2 separate regions of the Homo sapiens genome follow, and region 1 is linked to region 2. A link is a contact called in ENCODE Hi-C or POLR2A ChIA-PET data. All regions are on one chromosome and are shown on one strand. Each heading gives the region's core, a stretch centred on a gene start or an enhancer-like site at or near the end of the contact. The rest is flanking DNA. Distances are from core to core; before and after follow the strand shown. Region 1 has its middle 54 kb from the start of HES1. Region 2 has its middle 4.9 kb from the start of HES1.

Region 1 (3,679 bases), core at 861-3,360, 48 kb before region 2:
CCATGGCCAACATGGTGAAACCCCGTCTCTACTAAAAATACAAAAATTAGCTGGGCGTGGTGGCATGCACCTGTAGTCCCAGCTACTCAGGAGAGTGAGGTGAGAGGATTGCTTGAACCCAGGGGGCAGAGGTTGCAGTGAGCCGAGATCATGCCACTGCACTCCAGCCTGGGTGACAGAGCGAGACTCTGTCTCAATTAAAAATAAATAAATAAATAAAATAAGAAAAGTTCAGACACTGTGACTTCTGAACTAGTCATAAACAATGAAGGGTGAACCGTCATGAAAACACTTGACTTGAGACCGCCATACTCTGAGGAAGCTCAAGTGAGCCCATGCGGAGAGACCACATGAAGAGAGGGATTCCTGGGAGGCTCAGGCTGCTTCAGCATCTCTATCTGACTGTGACTACAGGCGAGACCAGAGCCAGAATTACCCAGCTGAGCCTTTCTTAAAATCCTCTTCCACAGATACTATGAAAGATACTAACGCGATGGTTGGTATTTTAAGCTGCTGAAATTGGAGTGATTTGTTAGGGAGCAGTAGGTTACTAGGATAGACCCTGACTGATGCGTTACAAACATCTGGAGATGTGCAGCTAAAGACGCAAACAGAGGCCAGGAGCAGCGGCTCACGCTTGTAATCCCAGCACTTTGGGAGGCTGAGGCAGGCAGATTGCTTGAGCTCAGGAGTTTGAGACCAGCCTGGGCAACATGGCAAAACCCTGTCTCTACGAAAAATATAAAAATTAAGCAGGTGCGGTGGTGCATGCCTGTAATCACAGCTACTCAGGAGACTGAGGCAGGAGGATCGTTTGAGTCCAGGAGGCGGACGTTGCAGTGAGCCGAGATAGCGCTACTGTACTCCAACCTGGGCAACAGAATGAGACACTGTCTTAAAATAATAATAATAAGTCAAACAGAAGATGTCCCTTCTAGGCTGGGAGTTTCCTGAGTGAAGGAATCGTGCCTTCTCATATTCCTATAGTGGCTATCACACAACAGTCCATTCAGAAGGATTTGTAAACAGGTTCAACAGACGTGGCTAATTTGAGTTTTCATCCTCAAGGAAGATTTGGGTGTTCCGCTCACTTGAGAAGTGAGGCACAATAGCAAAGACTTGGAAGCAACCCAAATGTCCAACAATGATAGACTGGATTAAGAAAATGTACATATACACCATGGAATACTATGCAGCCATAAAAATGATGAGTTCATGTCCTTTGTAGGGACATGGATGAAACTGGAAATCATCATTCTCAGTAAACTATCGCAAGAACAAAAAACCAAACACCGCATATTCTCACTCATAGGTGGGAATTGAACAATGAGAACACATGGACACAGGAAGGGGAACATCACACTCTGGGGACTGTTGTGGGGTGGGGGGAGCAGGGAGGGATAGCTTTAGGAGATATACCTAATGCAAAATGACGAGTTAATGGGTGCAGCACACCAGCATGGCACATGTATACATATGTAACTAACCTGCACATTGTGCACATGTACCCTAAAACTTAAAGTATAATAATAATAAAATTAAAAAAAAAAAAGGGAGAAGTGAGGCAACAAAGAACATGGCATCAACAGCCGCAAGAAGGACAGACGGTGGTTTCTACTTCTCGCCCTCACAAGTGTACCTCTTTGAACCCCAGTGACCAAGAGCACACGTCCCTCAGGTTTAAGACATTCTTTTAAAATAACATTTGCCTTAAGAAGCCAAACACTAATAGTGCCAAAATGAGATTATGGACTTTCCCGGAGACTTATCTAAAGGCCCACACTAAATGTGGCCTCCCTGTTTTCCCTCATTTGTGTGTGTTTTGTCAGTTCAAGGCCAGAGAAAGAACTGTCCCAACTGGAAATAGAGTTAGATGTGGGGAAAGAGGCCACTGCTTGGATAACATTCCTGAGATGATGGGTTTGGAAACTGGGTGTGCCAAAAATTTCCTGGAAAGTTTATTTTTGCTGAGTTTTAAGCCTGACTTCAGACCATTAGAGCTCTTGGATAATGCCAGTTTGTTCAAACACGTAGAGAGCCAGCTGTCCCTGGAAATGAGGTTATCTCTTGCCAACTGAGAGTTCTCTGGTCTGGCTCGCCTATGTGCTTAAACACTTAACTTTTAAAGCAAATCGTAAGTAAAGGTCAGAGAGATTCCGCGTTGCCCAGATGCAGGGCTGATAGGAATTCGTCTAGACCGGTGCCTTTCCCGGGGGACCCTGTGAACATACAGATTCTGACTCAGGCTGCCTGGAAGAGGACTGAGATTCTGCAGTTCTCAACAACTCCAGGTGCAGCAAGGCTGGTGTGTTTTGAGGAGCACCCAGCTAGAGGGCCAGGTTTACTCATCCTGGGGAGGTCTCTGTCGAACCCACCTCCATTGGGCAGTCTTCCCGTTGGGTCCTAAAAGGTTTTTGTGGTTTCAAGAATCTTTGAGTAAAATGAAAACGCCCTTGGGCTGGGGCAGGGTGCACGAAGTGTCTCCATCTGAATTTTGGCAGCAAATATGTCATTACTATTGTTAAAGAAAGAAATTTATTCAAACACTTGTTCAAGATGCTAAGGTCAACTTTCTTCAAGGGGAGCCGTGGAGACAAGGGGTGCAGGGACTTCAGCAACGGGGTCTTGCAGCTGGGGAGAGAGGTGGGACTCAACTCCAGCTGCAACGAGGACAGGTGGAGACTTCTAACCAAGAAGCAGGGTGGGGGTCAATGGATGGGAAATTACTAAGAGGAAATATCACAGATAAGGGGTTTCTGGCTGACTTGACTTAACAGGAGTCTTGCTGAAGGCCGGCCAGGGTGATGAGATACCAAAAGTGGGAGACTTTTGCTAAACTGACTTGGCAGGATTCTTGCTCAGACTGGCTTCTATAAGGACAGGGAAGGAAGCCAAGGTAGGGCCTAGTCAAGCAGAGGACCCAGAGGAGCCCAGCTAAAGTTCTGGTCGAAGGAGACCCATCATCACTATTTAAAATACAAGTTAGACCGGGAGCGGTGCTCATGCCTGTAATCCCAGCACTTTGGGAGGCTGAGGCGGGTGGATCACCTGAGGTCAGGAGTTCAAGCCCAGCCTGGCACACATGGTGAAACCCCGTCTCTACTAAAAATACTAAAATTAGCAGGGTGTGGTGGCGCATGCCTGTAATCCCAGCTACTCAGGAAGTTGAGGCAGGAGAATCGCATGAACCCGGGAGGTGGAGGTTGCAGTGGGCCGAGATCGCGCCATTGCACTCCAGCCTGAGCAACAAGAGTGAAACTCTGTCTCAAAAAAAAAAAATAATAAATACATAAAAATAAAAAATAAAGTAAAAATTAACGATAATAACAACTAAACATTGAAATTCACGCCAAGCTGCATTCTAAGAGCTTGACATGTCGTATTGACTCATCCAGTCCTTACAGTACCCTGGTCCTGTTATGCCCTTCTTAGACATGAGGAAACTGAGGCACGAAAGGTTCAGCTTCAGGTCCAGGGTGATATAGCCAGCGTGGAACGGCACTGAAATTGGTGGTCAGACCTTGGAGCCACAAGTCCGTGGGAGGCCCCTGCACACAGGCGGAGGGTCAGATCCCAAGGGAGGCGGGGTGGCAGCATGGCAGGTCAACCCTTCAACCTCTTAGCATTCCCTGGGATGTCACGGCCTCAAGTTTGTCCTAAAGTGGTATTATTTTGTCCA
Region 2 (4,154 bases), core at 408-2,907:
AGCCTCCCCAGCAGCTGGGACTGCAGGCGCATGCCGCCAAGCCCGGCTAATTTTTGTATTTTTAGTAGAAACGGGGTTTCACCATGTTAGCCAAGATGGTCTCGATCTCCTGACCTTGTGATCCACCCGCCTTGGCCTCCCAAAGTGCTGGGATTACAGGCGTGAGCCACCGCGCCCAGCAGTGCTGTTCTTGTGTGGAAGCTGTCTTGTCTACCAGATAGCTTTATAGTTACAGAGACCATGCCTTTCTTCTCCCTTTATTCCCATAGTGCCTGGTTCAATAATTATCAAATGAATGCATGAAATTCAGAAACTAAGGAAGAAGCAGTGGTCCTTTCACCTAGGGCCTGGTGCAATTACAAGCAGATCCTGCCATCGCTGGGCAAAGGCCGGGACTGGCTTTCTTGTCTGGTGAACGTCCCTCACTGTGGTTAAGAATCCGAAGAGCTGACAGCACTATTCTAAATGCTTTAAGTGCATGTACTCATTTCATCTTCTCAACCCTGTGAAGCACTACCCTGACGAGCCCTAAGTTACAAATGAGATACAGAGTTACAAAATTGAGGCAGGGAGTTCAGTAATTTCCCTCGGGCTCAAAACCTAAGCCAAGCCGCCAGGAGCCAGACCACGTGCTTCTAACCCCTGGGCTGTATTGCATTTAAGCCAACCACTGCGGCAGGGCTTATCCCTCTTTTTCTTTTTTTGACCTCTAAGCCAATTTGTATATTTGAAAACTTAGATACCACACCATGGTAAACATACTGACATCTCCCCAGACTGGACGTATATATGTTCATCTCCGCGTTTTCCCTCACCCTTCTGCTTCTAACCCTTCCTGTTGAACTCATCTTTCACCTCTCGGCTTCAAGTGCCAACTCTGAAAAACCTCCCCGGCCTGGTTTCCTCTCATCAGAATTAATCTCTCTGTTCTAGGTGCCCTTTGTTTAAACTTCAGTTTTGGCACTTAGCACATCAAACCTGGGATGAGTCACGAGGGTGTTTGTGGATCTCCCCGGCTACACAGGGAGCTCGGTGCGGCGGAGGCTGGTGGGAATTGGGCCTGCTGAGCACTCAGTAGGCGCTCAGGGTTTTCAGAAATGAGGATTTTTTTTTTAGGCGTCCAGGGTTGCTGTCTGGTGGCAAGGTCTTTTTTGGGACGGCTCTGTGGGCTGGGATGGCCTCACCCCGCCGCTCTGCCCACTCCTGCCCCGGCGTGGCCTGCCGCCTGGCAGGGCTCTGCGGGCCGCGAGGGCCTCTAGTGCCCCGGCCCTGGCCTCGGCCCAGTTTCCCCAGCTACTAAATGCGGCCCGGAGCTACCGGGGGAACTGGAAAAACACTGGCAGGCGGCCCCACCCCCAGGCCCGGCGGGGCCGCGCGGCCGCCTTCCTGCGGCCTAGGCCTGCTGCTTGGGAGGCGCTGGGGCCCGGGGCGGGGGAAGCGGGGGCGGCGGCCTGCCTGTCAGCGGGAGCGGGCGCGGGCTCGTGTGTCAGCGCCGCCCGCCCGCCCGCCCGCCGGGCCTCCCGGCCTCCCGCCGCCGCCGCCGCCGCCGCCCGCTCCCCCCGCGGCCTGGCAGGCTGCCGGCTGCACAGGCGGGGGTTCGCGCCGTTCTCACGACCTCTCAGGTTGCCTGAGCTCATCTGGGAGCTATTCATTTCCTGCCAGAAAGCAGCCGGGCCTGCTAAGCGAACCACCTTGGCCGCAGGGCCGCCAGGGCTGGCCCGGCGTGGCCGCCCTGGCCGGCTCCCGCCCGGGCGGAGGGCCCCGGGCGGCCTCCCTGGAACCCCCGGGCCGCCCCGGCGGGCGCGCGGCGGGGGCAGCCCGTCCGCCCATCTGGTTGCACTTAGGAGCCGGGGAGGAAGCTAGGAGCGGGTTGTTACCGGCCAACGGGTGTGGGAAAAGTTAATTGACTTTAATGACAGGTTTCCCGGGACGGTGGTGACGACGAGGGGGTCCAACGAAACCCCAGGGTCCCCATTCCAGAAACGCGTGGGGTGGGACGGGGCGCGAGGAGGGGCGAGCCTCCGGAGTCGCGCTTCTGCGCTTGGAGAGGGCTCTCGTGTTGACCGAAGAGCACCCCCACCCCCTTCCAGTTCGGCGCCTTTCCCGCTCCGGATGCTGCTGGAGACGGCGGGGGGCCGGGGCCCCGGAAGGGCTCCATTGAGAGGCTAATGCGCGCGGCAGCCGGGGCCCGCGGCCCGCATCCGGACGCAGTTTGGAGTCGTGCCTTATCTCCCCGAGCGATCAGCACTGCTGGGGGCCGGCGAGAGGGGCTGCTGGTGTGCCCGAGGCCGTATAATTAGGCCAGGCCTGAGGGACCCCCAGGGAGGCAACATCATTGAAGTCGTTTTTGAAGTTTCGCCTCTCCCTCAGCTACTTACTCCAGAAACAGCCAAAGTGCAGGAGGGTACAGCGTCTTAGAAATAAGTCCATTCATTTTCCAGACTTGGAAATGACCCAGAGAAGGGAAATGACTTATCCAAGGTGACACAGTGAATTTGGTGGCATAGCTGGGCAGGAACTGGAAAGTGCCCTTTCCGGTTTGGAGCCTAGTGGGGTCTCCACCTTCTCCCCTTACTGTAACAAAGAAAAAATCCTCGTGGAATAGTCTAAACCTAGCTTTCAGGGGGAAAAAAAGTGCTCTTTTCAAATCACCAATTAAAAAAAAGAAAAAAACGTATTTGTGTTTTTCCTTTGATTTAGTCCCCTCCCTAGGAAGATATCTATGTACTTTCGGTGATATTAATACAAATGCACTTTTAAAATTGTTCCCCTTCAACATAGGGACATTGAATTTTCAACTGGTGTTGAGATTTTTTTTTCCTGTGAATTTTAAAGACATCGATGTAAAAGGAATTCCTTGTGTAAAAATAAGACATTGAGGTCTGATTTTTTCTACCAGGACTGTTAAGGGGCTCCTAGTGGACCCAGAGGACAGGCTTACCAAATGAAACACTGGTGCTTGAGTTGGGTGTCTTAATGGACGATTGTTATTTTGTTTGTGTTTCAACAGGAGGGAAAACGTGGAAAAATGATAAGGGTGTGTGTGTGTTTCTTTGGCGGAAGGTGTGTTGGACACCTTTCATGTACACAAAGTAAGGCAGGTAGGAGACAAATTCAAAAAGGTCTCTTTTAAATCTCTCCCTCTGGGGTGGAAGCTGGGTCCGAAGGTATCTTGAGTGGAAAACTGCTGTCTCCCCGATCATTCCTATGATAGAGCCGCTCTCCACACTGGCCTGTGGGAAAGGCCAGAGCAGGGCGGGGGAGAGGTAAAGCTTTTGAAACAAGACAGAAAATCGTTGGCTTTATCTTTGTTAGGAAAGCTTCAAAGATTGATCTCTCCCGCCTCATCCTTCTCCTCCCAGAAGCCGGTCTAAGAAAAGGGGGGTTAGAGGAGGCTGGCGGGAGGGGCCGGGGGGGAGGAGGACTGGCCGGCGGTGGGGGAGGAGGGCGCGCCCGCCAGACCCACAGCGCGGCTGATGTGTCTGGTCTCGCAGGGCTCGTGGTTTTCATTTCCCCAACACCTGGATGCAGTCAAACACCTGGCCAAATCTGACAAAATCTGACAAGCCTTTGTGATGGGATTTGGAAGAAATTCCCTGCAGATCCTGGCACAGTTTAAAGCTGTCCGCTTTGAGTTAGGACTTGTTAAGGAGGGTTATGTGAGCTGAAACCCGAGACAACCCTTTTGCTTCTATCTGGAGCCCACATCTTGCCTGGAAATGGGGCATGACCAAGCGAAGGGGTCGCTTGCTGTTTGTATTAAAAGGGGAAGATGGCCTGTGTGCCTGCCAGCACAGCCCCCACATGCTTTCTCTATTAGAGCCAAGCACAGAAACTTATCAAAAACACATGTCTGGTGTTAATCATCTGGGCTCGGCCTCCACTTGGGAGTCTAACTAACTGTCCCTTGGCAGAAGGAATCTGTTGACCTTTTCAGCTTGCTTTAAGAGGGTGCGGAGAGGAAACTTTTGGGTGCTAGGGAACGTCTTATTTGAACCAAAGGATTGGCTAATTAATGAAGACCCCAAGTCTTGAAGGAGGCGCAGCAGTTGGAAGTGTTTTTGCTTTGGATGCTGGTGAGCTACCCTGAGAGGAGAGCTGCAGGAACCACCCTTAACGTGCAATGGGCAATAGGATTGGATCCATTAGCTTCG

Evidence for each region. Hi-C counts contacts between places; a loop is a spot of excess contacts on that map. ChIA-PET counts read pairs that join two places held with the same protein, here RNA polymerase II (POLR2A). Pooled maps may share reads with other maps.
Region 1: a loop to region 2 is called in a map of thyroid gland, with 2.2 times the contacts of the local background. The contact joins two enhancer-like sites. A Hi-C loop is called at or near these places in 4 of 168 maps with a recorded cell type or tissue (endothelial cell of umbilical vein, naive thymus-derived CD4-positive, alpha-beta T cell, ovary and 1 more), 1 of 37 single-sample maps with no recorded cell type and 8 of 50 pooled maps. POLR2A ChIA-PET finds 5 or more read pairs at or near these places in 11 of 52 experiments (A549, A673, HEK293 and 6 more).

The regions. Positions count from the first base shown.
Region 1 is chr3:194,187,867-194,191,545 of GRCh38, reverse strand. No RefSeq gene overlaps it. Among named protein-coding and RNA genes, the nearest start is that of HES1, 54 kb to the right of the region's middle. Within about 2 kb of position 2,110, at least 2 of the 41 ENCODE cell types and tissues checked have a DNase peak (open chromatin) inside an H3K27ac peak, as active enhancers do; they include thyroid gland, where a contact is called at or near this core.
Region 2 is chr3:194,138,939-194,143,092 of GRCh38, reverse strand. No RefSeq gene overlaps it. Among named protein-coding and RNA genes, the nearest start is that of HES1, 4.9 kb to the right of the region's middle. RefSeq lists silencers at 1,209-1,628, 1,719-1,788 and an enhancer at 1,421-2,415. Within about 2 kb of position 1,657, at least 33 of the 41 ENCODE cell types and tissues checked have a DNase peak (open chromatin) inside an H3K27ac peak, as active enhancers do; they include thyroid gland, where a contact is called at or near this core.